2 separate regions of the Mus musculus genome follow, and region 1 is linked to region 2. Evidence: chromatin loops called from intact Hi-C (ENCODE). Cell type or tissue: gastrocnemius. All regions are shown on one strand. Each heading gives the region's core, and the rest is flanking DNA. Links, peaks and the distances in the headings are about the cores only.

Region 1 (2,500 bases), core at 1-2,500, 76 kb before region 2:
GTTTGAATAACATCCAGAACGATTAGGAAGGAGGAACTGAGAGGCAGAACGACAGGGCGTTTGGGGCTGACAGAGTCATAAATCTGTACGAGTACATACAGGAAATGCATGTGGAGGCTTCTAAAAATACACATAGTACAGGCATGAGGAACAAGGAAAATATAGCCTCCCTTCCCACCCTAGGGAGATTCAGTTTAAGGTTTGCACAAAGGGCTGCGCCTGACCTATTCCACTGCTGCAGTCTGTGCTGTGTCTGGAATACAGCAAGTGCTTGCAAAATTTGTTGCATGACTAAGCCAGAGATGAGGAGACCATGGCAGCCGAGGGACAGGTCACAGCTGTCTGAAAATACCAGACTCAGCACTTGGATTTTATCTTCCATATGGTAAACAAAACAAAGCAAAACATACTTTAGCACACTAAGCCCCTTTCGGAAGTGGTGTTAACTCTATGTTCAACAGCTTTCTAGAGGCTTTGGACAATGCACCCCTCATTTAGAACGATGGGTTGCATGAAGGGAACATCATTGTTTGGTTAGGGAATCTCTATTGCAGTATATTCCTTTTTTGATAAGGAAAATCTTAATTGCAACATACTTGTGGGCACTGCTAACTTATAAATTTGTTGGAGAAACCTTGATAATACTGTATCAGACAATTGTCAATGAAAAGAAAGCATTCACAATATAGCACCCAAAACCCAACAGCACAGCATAACCAAAGCAAATCAATTTCTTAACTGTAACCAACTTATCGTCCCTGAAGAACCCTTAGCTCAAACCTGCTGCAAGTCATGGAATGCTCATTTGGGGTTTTCCAATAGTTTTCATGTAAACATTTATTTACTTATTTTTATTTCATGTGAATTGGTGTTTTGCCTGCACATATATTTGTGCGAGGATGTCGCATTCCCAGAACAGGAACTACAGATACGTATGAGCTGCCCTGTGGGTGCTGGGGATTGAACCAGGGTCCCCTGGAAGTGCAACCGGTGCTCTTAACAGCTAAGCCATCTCCATTCCTGCCACCTTTTAAAATTCTTTATCTGACTTCCAGGTTCCTTGGCTTTGATTCAGTGCTTACCACAGACTCATCAGTTTTCATTATTTTTTCATTCTATTCTTTATCTGAGCGTGAGAAGTGACATTTTTACTGGTTGACCATGTGGCAGGATATAGACTTGTTGCTGTCCTTATTACTGGAAGGAACACCGAATTCTATTTGCCCTTAAAAAAACATTTAACATTTTTTTTTGCGTGAGAATATGTGTGCACATGTGTGTATATATATATATATGAGAATGTGTATGTGTATATGTGTATGTATGTTTCATGTGTGTGTACATGTGGGTGTATGTGTGTGGGGCGGTGAGCTATGAAAGGCAGCCTGGTCCCCAGTCGAGCACAGGCTTTGAGCGCCAGAGACCTGGTAGGTGACTTCTGTCTGCAAGGGATGGCAGGTGTTTGGCCATGCCCCCTGGGCCCCTGGATCCTACTGCAGAGAGGTGTGTAGTCATCAGTCAAGTAGAGCAATGCCCCAAGCTCCTGGTGTTCTGTCTGGACTCCAGTCCTTGCAGTTACCTGGCAACAGCCAGATAGGCTCCTCCCCACAGTTACCTGGCAACAGCCAGGTAGGCCAGCCCACTATAAAAGGGCTGTTTGCTCCCTCCTCCCTCTCTTACTCTCTTGCCTCCCCCCCACCCCCCCCCGCATCCCCTTCTCCCTTCTCTCCAAATGGCCATGGCTGACCTTTACTTCTCTACTCTCTCCTTCTCTCTGCCTTTCTACAATAAATGCCTTAAAACCATGGACTGTCTCTTCTCATGGGGATCCTCCATGCTGAAGCAATGGAGCAGGTCTTCCACTAACAAGCTGCTGTGTGTATAACCTCCTGCATAGGCCTCCCAGTGTTCCCAGCTACTGCTTCCCAATCCCAGCTAGCCACCTAGCAAGATAAGGGCTCTCCTCCCTGCAGGACCCAGCCAGAACTCTCTCCTCCTGCTCTTTTCCCCTTTGCCCAGTGCCAGAGCCCGCCAGTCGGCCCACACTCTGTCCTCAGCTCTTCTGCAACATATAGTGGCATCTGCAGTGTCCAAGAGCCTGAGAATCTGCCATCTCTGGCCTCCATACAGGCCTGGGGAACCCAGAGCCACTTCTTCTGCAGTACTCAGAGGCATCTGTGGTGCCCAAAAATCTGGACCCAACTCAGGCAGGTCCATGGGGACTCAGACTGCGCTTCCTCACTCCCAGAGCAGGGTTCTGTGGCTTCTCACAGTCCAACGCCTGCCTGGTGGCGGTGTGGGAGGCACAGTCAAACTTCCCACGTCGTGCCTCACCCTGGGCTGGATGCGGGATCCCATATTTAACCTACATATGTGTGTAAGTGCATGTATGTATGTATCTATGTGTGTGTGCATGTGTATACGTGTGCATATGTGTGTGCCTGTGTGTATGTGTGTGTGTCTGTGTGCATATGTGTATGTATCTGCATGTGTATGTGCG
Region 2 (6,083 bases), core at 1-2,500:
AGCGACGCACAACAAAACTTAATAGGTTCATACATAAGAGACTGGTCTCTGGTGCTGCACGGACTTCTCAGCCAGAGGTGCCCCGGAGGCGGTGCTAGATCTCCCTAGACGCTTCTCGGGCTCCCCTCCCCCACGTCCGCCAGGCACCCCCCGGGTTGCTCACCTGCGTGGGGCATGGTGATGGTCTCGTTTGTGTTGGAGCCCACGTTAAAGATGACCACAGCGGAGGCGTTCTGCAGGAACGCGTTCCGGATCTTATCCCTGTACGTGCAGTTGCCCTTGGGGATGAGGGCTATCCAGTGCTTGCCGTGGGCCGGCGCGGCGAACTTGGTGTTGGGGTCGCAAGCCAGGCGGTCTTGGGCCGAGCTGGCCATGACCACCTCGCCGCGCGCGTCCTGCTTGGGCGAGTGCTCCCCGTATCGCCCGCACTCGCTCTTCTCCGTGTGCAGCTCCGCGCCGCCACCGCTGCCCGCCACCGCGGCCCCGGGCTCGGGCTCCAAATAGGTGATGTTCACGAAGGCGGTGTACCATTCCTCCTTCTCCGCCACGGTGAAGTCCAGGCAGAGCAGATGCACGAAACAAAAGGAAAGCAGCCATGTTGAGAGAGCCAGACTGCGGCACGCTTGGATGAGAGACATTGTCATCTCTCTCCTCCGGGGTCCCCTCCCCGCCCCCTGCGCCCTCCCCCCGCTCCGTCCCTCCTTTCCCTGCCCCGGCCAACCCCGGGCAGCCACTCTGGTTCTCCTGTCGCTGCGACTCACTCCCTGGCCGGCGGAGCTCCGGCTGGGACGCGCAGACGCTGCGGAGACCGGATCCGGGACGAGCGGGAGAAACCCGCCCTGTCCCCTCTCAGCCGAAGCGCGGCGCTGGCATCGGGCTTCCCGGGTGATCGCGGCGCGGTCGCGGAGCGGGCGCCGCGCACTTGCGGGGGAGTCCGGCTGCCAGGCGTCCTGTTCCTTTGCCCCGTGTCGCCTTCTCTCATAGAGGTGGCGGGGTCCTCGGGTTTGGAAGGGGTGGCGGCTCTGCTTGTCGCGGCCGAGCGGGGCGGGGGTGGGGTGCTGGAGATCCTCGGTGCTGGGACTATCGGTCCCGCTGCAGACGCGGAGGTCGCTCCTGTTATGCGTGGGTTCCCATGGGCAGTAGGCGCTGCGCTTCTGGCCAGACTAGGTGGCTACGCCCGGGACACTCACTTGCCGAGGGAGGGGGAGGTACGGGGCAGATGGGATGGGGGAGAGCGTGAGGAGAGGGATACAGCGTTTTGTGTGTGTCTGTATTTGTGTGTGTGTGTGTGTGTGTGTGTGTGTGTGTGTGTGTGTGTGTGTGTGTGTGTGTGTGTGTGATGTGCGCGTGCAAGGAGGAGCTTAGTATGATGTCAAAGCTCCTGGGCTCCCCTTGCAACGCTCACTCTGTCTCTCTTCCTGGGCGTCAGCGACCTCTGCTGGGCCTCAAATTCAGGCTTCGACAGTTGCGGGCAAAAGGTAAAAAGGACCTTCAGGCCTTTGAATTGGGAACAATTAATTGAGGGAGTCTTAAATACAGCAAAGTGTAGGAACCTCTCTGGAACAGCATTTCCGTTTGCTGGAAGATGTGCAGAGAGTTCTCTGGTATTTATCCCAGCACTGATTGGTCATGAGGCCCCTCCCCCCCGCCCCCCCAGACCTGAATATTTAGGACAGTGGCTGTCAGAATTCCAGTTTTAAACCAGGACTGATCAGCATGAATTCAGGAGAATTTCACATTTATTAAGTCAGGGGTGGGGTCCTTGGTGATGCACACTCTGCTGGTCTAAGGACCAGTCTGTGGTGTGGGTAAAAGTGACTTCTTTTCCTCTGCTCTGGAAGCCAGCTCATGGCATGGCGTTAGTTTTCTTAGAAAATGGACCTCTCCTCATACTTTAAGATTGAGACATTTTGCCTCCATTCCCACTCTAATAGCCCTGCCTTAGAGGATTCACAGCGTCAGTAGGTGGTATGTGTGTGTGTGTGTGTGTGTGTGTGTGTGTGTGTGTGTGTTCGTTACCATTTTAAGCTGTGTTTTCCAGTTGTGACAGAGATTAAAAGAAACCAGTGGAGAACAGTTTCCTAGAGTCGTGTTCTAATAGCAGAATTCTTTAACAATTAGATATCTGGTTGGTTGTTACACTTCCTCATTAATGGTTTCTGTAGTTTCAGAAACCAGTAATATAAAATGTCTACTTATTTATACATACACAAATATGGTAGTGCTTAATGATTTACATTATATCTTCCACCTGGTTCTCTTTCCTGTGCCTCTCGAGAAGCACTGAGAAGCCCAGCAGTTTTTGTCACAATATACACATCCTAGGTCTGGACATCACAAAACAGAAGATGGATTCTGGATATATCCTATGTCTAAATATAATCCTCAAAGGACGAAGGACTTGAATGATTATTAGGGGACCAGTTGTTGGTAATAGGAAGGAGTTGTAGGTACAATAGATCAGACAGGTTGGTGTTTGATGTGTTCAGAAGCCATAGTGAGCTCATCAGGGGTGGAGAGAGATGAGCGATGGAAAGAATGAGATGGGATTAATGGTGGGAAGATTCTAAGTGGCCTTGCAGTTTAATCTGGGTGAGAGGAAGATTCCTGGGAGATGTCTGGACAGAAAAATGTGGTGTTATATGAGAACATCAAAGTTTTATTCTGACAGTACTGGAGGAAGGATAGAAGCAAGGAGGGCACTTAAGGAGCTGCAAAAATAATCTGGGGGGAAAGCCAAGAGAAACGCATGCTGAGGAAATGGCAGAGCATGCTAAGGAGTGACTGGCTCATGGGGGGCTCTGGAGGTGGAGTGGAGTGACTGGCTCGTGGGGGGCTCTGGAGGTGGAGTGGAGTGACTGGCTCGTGGGGGCTCTGGAGGTGGGGTAGGCACTGTTCTCTGATGCTTTGGTGAGGGTGGTAAGGAAAATACAGAAGTCAGGAAGCAACTGGTGTAGAGAATCTCTTAGATGCATCACCTGTCAATAAATAAAGGCTTATGGCCAATGAGCTGAGGCAGGAAGTGGAAAGTGGGACATTGGCAGGAAGAGAGAGGATTCTGGAAAACAGGGAGAGAATAAAGAGAGATTCCAGAGAGATGCTAAGAAAGAAGATAAGGAAGAAGCAGCCTGGGACTGAAGGAGAGGTAACTAATCATGAGGAAAACAGAATAGTGTGAATGGATTAAATAAGTTATGAGCTAGTTAGGGAGTGAGTCATGGCTTATGGCCTAGGCATTTATTAGCAAATAATTAGTCTCAGAATTGTCATTCAAGTAGCAGGGTACAGGAAAGGAAAAAAAAACCCAACAGATTCACTTATTTACAAACTAGAGTTGTCATTTTGTAAGATGACCAAGATTGCAAGGGGCACTTTGGGTTTAAGAATCAACCGCTTTAGATGTATTCGGTTTTAGGTCACCAGAGTCACCAAGATGGCAGTTTGGTGCAGCTTGCCACATTATTAGGTTATGGAAGATTAGATCAGAGCATGTGAAGAATTTTTGTTATTGTCACACTAATAAGATTGCCAAATTGTGTTTTTAAGGTTGGCTTCATGAAGCACCAAAGTAAAGGGGGCTCTTTAAGAAATTCTTAAAAATAGTAACAGTGATGAGTCCCAACAGGAGGACTCTCTACCAGTCCAAGTTTCTGGAGGACTCCTTGGTGGAGGTAGCAGATTTTCAGGAGGTTTGGGTCTGAGTCAGAAGCAAAGAGCAGCCACACTGAGGAGTGGAGGGTACTCGGTTCTCTGAGCACCAGCCAAGTGGATTTTCTGTAGACACTCTCCACCTTGGCAACCATACTGAGTCTCACCACCATTGTATCCAACATGCTCAAAGAGACTCTGACCTTAGACATTTTACAAAGTGAGTTATGTCATTTACAAATACAATTTACTATGGCTTTACGTACATACCTTAATAATTTAATAGAGGTCATATGTATAGAAGTTTCGACGTCTGGGTTTCTTTTGTCTTACTTCAAAAAAATTTATCTTGATCGATCAGTCCCACCTAACAACATTGATGATCATTCATTAGCATGTATCTTTTATTATAATAAACTCTTAGATAACTTGATCTGCCTGAAAACAAAAGAAATCTTTCAAAACATATTCAGTGAGGCTATGGAAGGGGAAAAAGCCATCCAATACCACAGAGCATTGTTGGGATACCGAAAACATAATACTTGCCTAAAGCAAAACCTTTGAAAGTCAGACCATCCTAAGTTGCCCTCTCAGGGGATGGTCACCTCTCTCTTTTATGCGGCTGTGCTCTTCTGGATGCTCAGAGGACTTTGATATGATCAAAGATTTTACTATCAGATGTAGTAATCCAAATGAATGCTGAATGTTGGTTTGTCAGATCTAAAAACATACATATCAGAATAACACAGTGAGAATAATAATTCTAGGTTTAGATAGAAAAAAAAACAGGAGTGTTCAAGTTAGATTGATTCCATTTCACACATTTAGTGATGATAATCTCAGAAGAACCAGCTGGGTTTCCTACTAGTACTTCGGGTCCAAGCATCTGCCACAGTGCCTGGCTTAGAGTAGGCGTTTGTAAGTATTAAGTGTTACATACTAACAAGGAGCTGAGGTTTCTGAGGACTGGACCATAAGACAGGTGCTATTCTAAGCTCATATATAGACTGCCTTGCTTGGTGCTTAGTTCCTCACTCCAGCTTTACAGCAGCATTAACTAAAAGAAGTAGAGTAGCTTCCCTGAGGTAAAAAGCCTGGCATACCTGGGAGAAGGACTTTCTCTCCAGAACTCGGCTGGGGCTATGGTTTTAAGGACAATGCAATTGCTCCATAGGCTCTTGTCTCTGATATTTCCCAGTTTCTTAATTTTACTCTGATTTATAACTTCACTTCCTTTGCCTCTGCCTAATTCTCTGTTCTTGTTTTCAGGCCATCAGGCCTACCTCATTTTCTCTCTTAGGGAAAATGATGGCTTTCCTAGGTGTCTTGCCACCAAGGGTGGGCTGCTTTGCTGCTCTGAGACCATGTATTCTGCAGATGGGAGTGTAAGAATGCTCACAGTCCAGCAATTTCTCTGATTCCTGATACAAGCACATTGGATACAAATGGAAGGCCCCAGAAGCATTCTTTTGAGCATAACACTATACTAATACTATCTATGTCTTCCTCCTTTGTGTTTTTATCAAATTCTCAAATTTCAGAACAGTAGACCCGCTAAAATAGCTATTTTGTTTCACTACTCTGGCTTATCAATTGACCTCTTTCTGTTACAGCCCTTGATAAACTGTTGAGGTTTCATCTGGGCTTCTTTGCTCTTACCGGAAACTTTCCAAACAACTTCACATCACAGATATGTTTTGAGAGACTCGATACAGAAAGTCAGCTTGGGACAATTCATTTGGGACTTGAGCCAAAACCAACAGAAATGTCTTCACCACAATATATCCTTTTCCTTTTTTCTTTAATTTTTTTCCACATGGGTGTCTTTTGTTGTTATTTTTTCTCTGCTCTAAGTCACTGCTTTTTCTTGGATGTGTTTAAGAGCTGGCTACTTCTGCCATATTCTTCTTAGGACCAGCTTGTCCTTTCCAGCCAGGAAGCTGGGATAGGGGAGGGCGTGTCTGTGAGTCAAGACACTGAGCATTTCCTCACACACTGACTGAGCGTGACAGCTGAGAGAATAGCTGTTGGAGCATCTTCAAACTCTGTCAGAATTGCCAGAAGGGATAGACTCCAGACCCTCTCCCCGCCCTTTCTATTGGGCTGTTTAGAAAGATGTTTCTTAGAATGAATTTTCATTTTACGGTGAATTCTCATCCCACAGGGCTGATAAAGAGGCCTGGAACACAGTCAGGGGAGAGATATCCTCCCACGGAAAGCTTGGGCATCAGAGATTTAATCCCAACTCTACGCCTGATTTGCTATTTAGGTCAAGACTGCAGCTAGACTAATCACCCCTTTTGATACACGTTGCTATCTGTACTAATTCCTAAATGTCTACTGAGCTGTAATTGCCCTCAGTTGGCCTCACGTCAACAACCTTAATATATTGCCTTTGCTTGATTTGATCACTGCATGATAAGGCTGTTGGGAGA

The links. Hi-C counts contacts between places; a loop is a spot of excess contacts. Peaks named below come from ENCODE experiments on the same cell type or tissue, not always from the same donor. Only the 100,000 strongest peaks of a DNase experiment are listed, where the experiment ranks them.
Region 1: a loop joins it to region 2, with 2.4 times the contacts of the local background. A loop is called at or near these places in 11 of 42 quality-filtered maps.

The regions. Positions count from the first base shown.
Region 1 is chr8:82,937,784-82,940,283 of GRCm38, reverse strand. The region is part of intron 1 of Rnf150 (ring finger protein 150); the gene reads right to left. Among named protein-coding and RNA genes, the nearest start is that of Rnf150, 76 kb to the right of the region's middle. In gastrocnemius, for the core only: no CTCF peak of the experiment used is centred there; a DNase peak (open chromatin) is centred at 1,505; H3K4me3 peaks cover 686 bases; H3K27ac peaks cover 2,500 bases.
Region 2 is chr8:82,858,571-82,864,653 of GRCm38, reverse strand. It overlaps Rnf150 (ring finger protein 150), which reads right to left and starts at 1,298. Exons shown (of 7, transcript NM_177378.4): 1 at 164-1,298. The coding sequence starts at 644. In gastrocnemius, for the core only: a CTCF peak has its summit at 1,454 (motif pointing left); DNase peaks (open chromatin) are centred at 183, 784, 1,188 and 1,388; H3K4me3 peaks cover 1,913 bases; H3K27ac peaks cover 1,785 bases.